Linked DNA regions of Homo sapiens: region 1 is linked to region 2. A link is an interaction called in ENCODE POLR2A ChIA-PET data of the cell type or tissue named here. Cell type or tissue: PC-3. All regions are shown on one strand.

The links. Peaks named below come from ENCODE experiments on the same cell type or tissue, not always from the same donor. Only the 100,000 strongest peaks of a DNase experiment are listed, where the experiment ranks them.
Region 1: POLR2A ChIA-PET joins it to region 2 with 23 read pairs; 1 of 35 experiments calls an interaction of 5 or more read pairs at or near these places.

The regions. Positions count from the first base shown.
Region 1 is chr13:29,711,210-29,716,209 of GRCh38, forward strand. No RefSeq gene overlaps it. Among named protein-coding and RNA genes, the nearest start is that of SLC7A1, 120 kb to the left of the region's middle. In PC-3, a CTCF peak has its summit at 2,817; a DNase peak (open chromatin) is centred at 2,842; H3K27me3 peaks cover 2,463 bases.
Region 2 is chr13:30,188,616-30,193,615 of GRCh38, forward strand. No RefSeq gene overlaps it. Among named protein-coding and RNA genes, the nearest start is that of LINC00385, 37 kb to the left of the region's middle. In PC-3, no CTCF peak of the experiment used is centred here; a DNase peak (open chromatin) is centred at 3,046.

The sequences.
Region 1 (5,000 bases), 480 kb before region 2:
TGCTGGTTCAAGTTGTTGTTGAAAAAGCCAAACTCTGTAAAATAATTTGAAGGGAATTATTCTGAGCGAAATGTGAGGACCATGACCCGTGACATACAGCTCCAGGAGGTCCTAAGAACATGTGCCCAAGGTGGTAGGGTTCTAGCTTGATTTCCTACATTTTAGGGAAAGAGAAGTTATAGGCAGACATCATTCAATACATGTAAGGTGTACGTTGGTTCGGTCTGGAAAGACAGGACAACTTGGAGCAGGGGCTTACAGGTCACAGGTAGATTCAAAGAGTTCCTGATTGGCAATTGGTCGAGAGAATTAAGTTATTATCTAAAGACCTGGAATCAATAGAAAGGAGTGTCTCGGTTAAGATAAAGGGTTGTGGAGACCAAAGTTCTTATTCTGTAAAGTCCTATAGGTAGCTGCCCTTAGAGGCAATAGATGGCAAATGCTTCCTACTCAGACTTTTCAAAGATGCTAGACTCTCAGCTAATCTCTCCAGGATCAGAAAAAGACCTGGAAAGGGGAGAATGTAAATTTCCCCAAGAGACAGCTTTGCAGTGCCGTTTCAAAATATGTCCAAGAAATACATTTAAAGGGAAAATACTTTGATTTTTTTCAGGGCCTGCTATCTGTCATGTGATGTTATGCTAGAGTCAGGTTGGAATTTGGTAACTTATTGCTACCAAGAGTCTGTTTCGTTAATCTTAAGATCTTTGTTTTAATTTAATGCTGGTCAGTTGTTCCTGAATTCCAAAGGCAGGAGAGTATAATGAAGCGTATCTAACCACTGCCCCCCTTCCCATCATGGCCTAAACTAGTTTTTCAGGTTTACTTTGGAATCCCCTTGGCTGAGAGGAGAGGTCCATTGAGTCAGTTGGGGGGCCTTATATTTTATTTTTGGTTTACAGGGTGCTATTTGTACAGAGTCCTCCGTATTTTCAAGGTGTGTAGCATGTTTAAGACCGTTATCTCTTGCCTCATCTTAAAGGTCCAGGAAAGGCAGCAGCACCAATGAAATGGGTATGGCATTTTAAGGAGGAAAAGCTGCTCCCTTCACCCCACCAGGGAAAGAAACAAGCCCCTTAGCTGGGACTCAGTGGAGTCCTTACAGAGCAGGTGTTCTTGCCACTGGGGCAAAAATACAAGTGCTCCAGGGTTCCTTGCTCATGGGAAAGTTGCCCATCACTTCCAGAGCCAAAGGCAGGTACCTCTTTGCCATTCATGCTCTCCCAAAGGGATCCCTGGCTTCCTGCTGAGAAGCAAGTCTCAAAATTCAGTATGCAAAAGGGCTATCTAGGCTGGGTGTGGTGGCTCATGCCTGTAATCCCAGCACTTTGGGAGGCCAAGGCGGGTGGATCACCTGAGGGCAGGAGTTCGAGGCCAGCCTGACCAACATGGCGAAACCCTGTCTCTACTAAAAATACAAAAAATTAGCCGGGCGTTGTGGTGGGTACCTGTAATCCCAGCTACTTGGGAGGCTGAGGCAGGAGAATTGCTTGAACCTGGGAGGGAGAGGTTGCAGTGAGCTGAGATTGCACCATTGCACTCCAGCCTGGGCAACAGAGTGAGACTGTCTCACAAAAAAAGGTGGGATGGGGGGCTCTCTAATCCACTTCCAGGGGTCTTAATTCAATGAGTCCCATAAAGCCACATTTTAAACAAGCACCCAGGTGATGTCAATAGAGGGCATCTCCAACTGCCAAATGCTAGCCACCTGGTGGCATGGTCTCCCGTTATCTCCAGGCTTCTTGGCTCCAAAGACAAGTGCTCTTCACACTACCCCATAGGTTGCATGCAGACTGCTCCACCTGGTTCCCAGGTATGAAGAGTCCAATGAAAGTCCAGGGGATCGAGGAGAGGGAGGAGCCATAGAACCTGGAGGCCAGATGGAGCACTCTACACGCATCCTGTGGGCAGCATGAAGAGCCCCTGGTCAAACCTGAGGACAGAGAGGACAAAACCAGTCTCACCTTGACCGAAGTCACCCCAGAGGAGCCATTGGTTTGAAGGCCTGAGTAAGAGAAGGATCCAATGTCACCAACAATTGTCCCACCACCATAGGTTAACCCTGAAGGTCAAGCCTTCTAAAACTCCCTCTGCTTTATTCATGATCAACATTACATTAACTATATTAAATACTACAGGTAGTACATAATGAGTGTGGAATCAAAAGGAAGCCAGGCTAAACTCGTTCATAAAAAGTGCAATTTCCTCCTCTTTTTCCCCAAGGGGAACATATAGAAAGGTTTTGGTCTGGCTCTGCCAATCCTGGATTTGCCTTCTGCTTGGGCTTTCCTCAGACAGTGCATGTCTGCACCTTGAGGGACATAATATACATTTGATATTGCTTAATAAACTTTTACTCTGTGCCACAAAGTGGGGACCCTCCTTGTGGGAGGCAACAGCATGTGTGAAGACCCTGGATAAGACAGTGCTCTGATCACTTGCTCCTGAAAGTCTGTGGGGTTCACGGACTAGCAGCATCACCCGGAGCATGTTAGAAACACAGATTCTCAGCCCTCACTTCCCAAATCAGAATCTGCATTTAACAAGATGTCCAGGTGACTTGTATGAGCATGAAAAATTGAGAAGCTCTGCTTTCTTTCTCACAAACCCCTGCAAGCTCAGATTCACGGAGGCTTAAAAGGGTTACATAACTTTGGTTCCTAAAGTAATATACTTCTGGATTTTGTCTTTATGGTACGTGTGCCTCAGCCCATGCCTTTTCTTTTTCTTGTAAAGACAAGTATACAGATTTCTATTAATAAATGAATTCCAAATTAAAGTGATTTCTGAAGTCAGAGCTGGCTGTGCACTGCTGCACTCTAGTGGGGAAGATCTGGAATTGCAGGTAAATGCTGACTCCCATGCAATTCAGAAGGAATTCCTGTTAGCCAAGCCTCCTGGACTCCTCAAGGGAGTCTTTAAAAATCGTAAGCACACTTCTTACACCTCACATGCCTCATACCTAAACTGTGTCTGGGTTAATAAAATGGCTTTCAGACCTCAGGTACCTGCTGATCAGTGTTAACTTTGGACTGAAGGAACAGTCACAGTCAATGTTTCTTACTGTAGCCTTTGGGCATAAGCATTTGGCTCTCTCCGGTCCCTGCCACCTGTGAGGCTATACATGTCTCTGGTACATCAGCCTCTGCTACTCAGGGTCCTCAGCTCCATAGCAAGGGCCACTTGAGAATGACCCCTGCATTTTCAGGCTTTGACCATGGGAGAAAGCAAAATAAGAGAAATGGTTTTGCCTCACTGCCTGGGCTTGGCTGAAGTGAAGATGACTGCTTAGGCATTTCAAGGGGAATCCTCGGGGACTCTTTCCCAGGATAATTTTCAACACCCACCCCAGGGTCCCCTGGCTACCTCCCCGACCTGCCCAGCCAGAAGCAACCTCTCCTATTCCTGAGTGCTTGAAGTTCTTTGTCCTCAGCTCCTTGCACCCAGAGGTACCAGATTTACCACGAGTAATGCGAGAAGGCAGTAATCGTTCCTGCCTGCTGTCCTGTGCTTGGCAGTAAGCCTATGGGGAGCAGGGATCATCTTTGGTCACTCGGGGCAGGAGTCAATGATGTACAGAATCCTAGAGACACATTTTGTAAATGGCCAAGTCTATCCCCTTATTAAACTGCAGCCACCAGCACGCCCAGCCATAGAACTGTAAGGCCTGCAATCGCTGACACCGTGGTTGGAGGCCTCCTCTGTTGGGGAAAGCCAGTCCTCTACACTGCTCTAAATATTTGTGCATCTCCTGCCAAAGTGCTCAAGGCTGATAGGGGGTGAGTGCCCAGGATGGAGCCACCGGCTAAACTGTGACAAGATGACAGTCTTCCAGACTTGTGGCCCAACATTTCATCCAGAATAAAGCATATCTGAGATTTTACTGTCTCCCTGAAGAACAATCACATGGAGTGTGATTGATTGGTTGAAGTGTGAGCTATAAGCTGGCATGGGGCAGGCCTCACATCAGCTTCAGAGCTGGAGCTCTTGGGCCTCAACCATCAGTCCACACTAATGCCATTCTCCTGGGCTTCCCAGCTGTCCTATCGAAGAGTGAGGAACCCCGTGGACTTCCCTATTCTGGACTCTGGATTTTAAACACCTTCCTGTGGCTTTAAGGAATGTCCTTCAGTCTGAATACAGTCTTGCTTAGTCTGGGTTTCTTTTGACTGTGAGCACTCTTGGAATAGTGTAAGTCGTTGTCAGGAAGCAACAGGGAAGAAAGAGGCTTGTCGACAAAACCATCAGTGTCAGATGTAGAAACTGCTGCTGTGGGAAGTGAGCCTGGAAGACCTGTCTTGAGTCTTAACTCTGTCTTTTACTAGTGTGAGTCCCTGGACAAATCTTTTACTCAGCCTTCAGTTTCCTCATCTGCAAAATAAAGACAATAATAACTATCTCACAGGGCTTCTTTGAAGAATAAATGAGAAAACGTAAATGACATTGCCTCCTGCACATTAGGCAAATGTTTGCAGGATCTGGAACCTGGCTGTTTATCACTGTGTAGAACATGGATCAGGAAGGATCCATCTTGAAGTCAGTCCCCAAGGGCTGATTTCCTGGAGCTCCATGTGGATATCATTTGAAGGCCATTTGACCCAAAGGGTGATTGTATTCTGATGTCTTTACAGGAGATCCTTGTGCAAGGCAGAGCATGAACTCCCTCAAAGAGAGTCAGCAGGAGACTCATGGAAACTCAAAAGGAACCATATAAATTCCTTCTTGCCAAGCTTTTTCTAAACACAGAAACCCCTTAATTGGTCTGAATCTCATGTAAACCGATAAAAGGCAAACTATTGGTCATGCCCAGCTCTTAGGGTCTCTGTGGTGGGTGTTGTTGGGAGCAGATTAGAACTCCCTGCAGCCTGGCTACCAGGTTTTAGTTAAAGCAAATCTCAGATCAAATTCTGCTACATGTTTGCTTTTTAAAAGCCAAACATTTATGAAAAAGGAGGCATAAAAGATTTCATACAATCTGTTTTGTAAGTTTGTTGATGTCT
Region 2 (5,000 bases):
ATAGGTCCATTAACTAATATCCTTTGATGCCATCATTCAACCAGTCAAGAACCCACCTATCATCTAAGTTGCATTTCTCTACCTGTCCACAAAGACATCACTGGAGGTGTTACCAAGTGCCTTGGCAAAGAGCTTTCTTCTGTCCCCAAAGAAACACATACTCCTATTCTGGTAAAGGGCTGGGAAGATGGAAATTGATTTGAAATCAAAATGTGAAGTGAGACTACCCAACTACCTGGCTCTGGCCATGCCAGCAAACTCAGAATTTTTGTTTACGCTTGGGCTTTATTGCATGGTGCCAAACTGTCAAACACAAATAATATGTTAGCAGACAACTGTCCCCATTTGTTTTCTTAATTTGTGGGCAGACAGACATGGTATCAGGGCAACACACGGAGTTCAGCATTAGAAATTAAATAAAATGTACAGCAAAGTAATTAATACATTTTAATGATATGCACTGTCATGGTAGTGCTACATGGAAATTAAATAGGAATGAGACATTCACAAAAATTGAAATAATTTCCCTACACAGACAAAAATCCCTGGGGTAGACTTGAATAAAAAGAGGTCTGAAAAGAAGGAAGATGGGACACAGGGGAGGGAATTAGGGCCAGGTTTAGGGGTAACTTCTCCCCTTTTTTAAACCAAGAAATTCCAAGGATTATAGTGTATCTTTGTCCAAGTGTTTCCAATCCCTGGAAGTGGCTGAATTTACAAGCTAGAAATTTGGGCAGGGATCACAGAATCTAAGAATACTTGTTCAATTTAAGAGAAAATAAACTAAAGAATTAGCTCCTGGGAAACCGATTCTAGTATTATTAAGAAACTAACATGAAAAGTAAGTACCTCCATCTATTAAGGCAAGCAACAAAGCAGGCTTTCCTATGCAAGAGTTCTTTGCCAGGGATGTCGATTCAAATCACCCAGGAAGATCTTCAAAACTTCAGATGCCCCCAAACCTACCAGATCGATCTCAAGGAAAGGGGTTTAAGGGGTTTAAGCGTGTGTGTGTGTGTGTGTATATATATATATATATATTTTTTTTTTTTTTTGAGACGGAGTCTCGCTCTGTTGCCCAGGCTGGAGTGCAGTGCCACAATCTCGGCTCATTGCAAGCTCCGCCTCCCGGGTTCACGCCATTCTCCTGCCTCAGCCTCCCGAGTAGCTGGGACTACAGGCGCCGGCCACCACGCCTGGCTAAGTTTTTTGTATTTTTAGTAGAGACGGGGTTTCACCGTGTTAGCCAGGATGGTCTCAATCTCCTGACCTCATGATCCACCCGCCTCAGCCTCCCAAAGTGCTGGGATTACAGGCGTGAGCTACGGCGCCCGGCCATTTTTTTAAGACGGAGTTTCACTGTGTTGCCCAGGCTGGAGTGCAGTGGCACAATCTTGGCTCACTGCAACCTCTGCCTCCTGGGTTCAAGTGATTCTCCTGCCTCAGCCTCCCGAGTAGCTGGGACTACAGGAGCGTGCCACCATACCCGGCTAATTTTTTGTATTTTTTTTTTTAGTAGAGACAGGGTTTCACCCTGTTAGCCAGGATGGTCTCGATTTCCTGACCTTGCGATCTGCCCACCTTGGCCTCCCAAAGTGCTGGGATTAGAGGCGTGAGCCACCGCTTCCGGCCAAGCATGTGTATTTTTTAAAGCTCCCCAAGTTGTTCTAATAATCCCCCTGGTTGAAAACCATTATGTGTATAGATTTTGTACATAGAGATAGTTAGAAATTGCAGCCAGAGAGAGAAAAGATTGGGGAAGTCAAAATGACTTATGTACGTAGGATACATAAAATGCTAGAATCTCAAAATGCATAATAAAGTTTAATCAGATTGCTTTCCTAACACCCATCACTTAGGGAAAATGTGAGCAAGTTTTCCTTCTGAAACTGACCACTCAGGTTGTGTTTTATTTCTCTCCCAGAAAGGGGTAAGATATCAGGAACAATTGAGCATTTTATTTTCCAATTGGGAAAGTAGCAATTCTTCTCTAACATTTTATTTTCCCAAGCTGATGTTATGAAGAAAGTACTGCAGTGAAGTCCTGTTGTGTGATCTGGAGCCAATCACCTCACTAGGCCTCAGTTCCCCTACTAGAGAAGCCAGAGCAGGCCAGGGGTGGTGGCTCACGCCTGTAATCCCAACACTTTGGGAGGCTGAGGCCGGCAGATCACGTGATGTCAGGAGTTTGAGACCAGCCTGGCCAACGTGGTGAAACCCTGCCTCTACTAAAAATACAAAAATGAACCGGGTGTGGTGGTGGGTGCCTGTAATTTCAGCTACTCGAGAGGTTGAGGCAGGAGAATTGCTTGAACCTGGGAGGCGGAGGTTGCAGTGAGCAGAGATTACACTATTGCGCTCCAGCCTGGGCAACAGAGCCAGACTCTGTCTCAAAAAAAAAAAAAAAAAAAAAAAAGGAAAAGAAAAAAGAAAAGCCAGAGCACTAGATAAGATCTCTAAATGTCCACCCAACCCTAAAGCTTTCCGACTTTCCAATTCTGAAACTCCCAAATAAGAAAAAATGTAAATGAAAAACAGGAATTCAAACTGAATAGCCCAGTCAACCAGAGTGGTGGGCAATTGGCTGGCTGTGAGGTGCACAGGAGCCGGATGCCCCAGAGTAGAGCGTGTTATTGTTCTCAACCACACAGTCTCCCTCCCTGGTAGAGGATGGCACATCACCCACTGCCATGGGAAGCCTTGCAAAGAGAGTAACATTTCCTGGTTCTAATGACAGGAAGTTTGGCTGTATGACTTGTTTTGGCCAATGGAACCCGAGCAGAAGTGACATATGGCACATCGAAGAGAAGTCTTAGAGCCCCTGAATGTTGCTGAGCCCTCTTGCTCTTTTTCCTATGCCACCAGAATAGAGATTACTGAAGACATCCTGGTTCTCAAAATGAGATGATGCGCAGAGCAAAATCACAGCCATAGCAGAACTGCAGGTGACATATGTATGTGAACAAGAAATACCTTTTTCATTCAAACCACTGGGATCTTGGGGTTATTTGATTAGCTCAGTCTTACTTAGAGGAAGCTGGCTGACTCATCACCCTTCACTGGGCATATGTGATACAAAGAATGACAGGGATGGCTTGACCGACACACACCCTCAGAATGAGAGCTCCTGGCAGCAGAAGCCTTGCCATTTCAAAAGAACCATGGACACCAATGATACACAACTATCCAAATATGTAGTGCCAGCTGCTTCCCACAGGAATTTGGGGCTGGCATGACACAGTTGTCATGGCCATGCCCCTCATTCACCATATCTCCAGTTAGAATTCAATCGGCCAAAGGAGGACTCTGGACTCATCATCTGGAAAACCCAGGCCACTCCTTAATTACTGAATCCTCTAAGTTGCAGACTTTGGTCCTATCCCTGGAGCCAAGTCATGTGACCTTGAATCTCAATTCGGAGAGGTCATCGCCATGGGCCAGACTGTGTTCATATTTCTTGTGGTTGCTGCTCTGAATCAAAACACAAGTCATTTAAAAATTTCTCCCAGAACAAATGAACTCTCTAGCTCAGTCTGAGAAACACTGGAGTCAATAATCTGTAATAGAGGAATCTGAAAGCATTACCTAATCTGGACATAATTTTCCTCACCATTTCACAGGTGGGTACCATATCTACCGGCAACACACATCAACCTGATGCAGCAAATTAGGGCAGGAAAAAGAGATGAATTTTCCAAGTGAAATGCCAGGACAATTTAGGTAAGACGAACATGGTTAGTCTTACCTAAACCTGCCCCTGTTTATCAGTCTTTGTCCAGAGAGCAATGTGCCTGTGACTTTAAGAGAAAAAATCCCAGAGAACTAATTAGATTTACAGTCTGTGAACACAGTCAAAATAAAAAGCTCAAATCTATTTTTTTCTCATACAGCCTGAGGGCAATAGCCAAAAGAAATTACTATTAAGTGTGAGTAATGCAAAACACATTGTGCGAATTTCAATCTGAGATGTGTGAATCTAATATACAACTGCAAATTAGGAAGCACCTTTTGAGTTTCAAAATAGGCTCAGTTCACAAGTGGAACAAATTCTACCTCATAGACAACTTCAAGATGGGCTAAGACCAGATGTGGGCCTGGAAAAATGGAGGGAAATGTAGCACTGAAAAGATATTGTGACCGGCAGCTGTATCATCATCCACGGCAGGTAAATATTAAAGCACTGAGAGGAATGCTTTTGCCAAGTCAGCATGGCTGCAGGACCTGCTGCTGTGGGGCAGCCACCTTCCCTCTTGAGAAAGCAAGCAAAGCAGTTTTATCAGGGACTCAGTAAACAGAAATCAGCCGGGTGCAGTGGCTCACGCCTGCAACCCCAGCACTTTGGGAGGCCAAGGCATGCAGATCACCCGAGGTCAGGAGTTTGAGACCAGCCTGGCCAACGTGGTGAAACCCCATCTCTACAAAAATTAGCCGTGTGTGATGGTGGGTGCCTGTAATCCTAGCTACTCGGGAGGCTGAGGCGGGAGAATCGCTCAAAACAGGGAGGCAGAGGTTGCAGTGAGCTGAGATCGCACCATCGCACTCCAGCCTGGGCAACAGAGTGAGACTCCATCTCAAAACAAAATAAAACAAAACAAAACAAAGCAAAGCAAAAAACAGAAATCAATATAAGGCACCTTCAAGCTACAAAATATGAAAGAAAATTGAATTTTGTATGCATCTTGATCATGTCCACAGACTAGACAATGACTTTGCTCCAGATTACTGCTTAGGAGCTGATTTTGAATCCCAGCTCTGTTGTCATCATGCAGTGAATTCAGTTTTTCCTATCAGTGCTCTTCGGAACTGCTTTGCATACAGGGTCCTAGTGAAGAAAGGAGGTTTTTTTTTTTTTTTTTTTTTTTTGTATGCTAAGGTTCTCATTTCCCATCGGGGATTTGAGCACCTACAACTTGCAAAACCCTGTGGAGGAGGCAACAATGAGAGCGCTCCTCGTCCTCACAGAGCTCTCCATCAACAGCTGTCAAAGAAATCATGCTAAG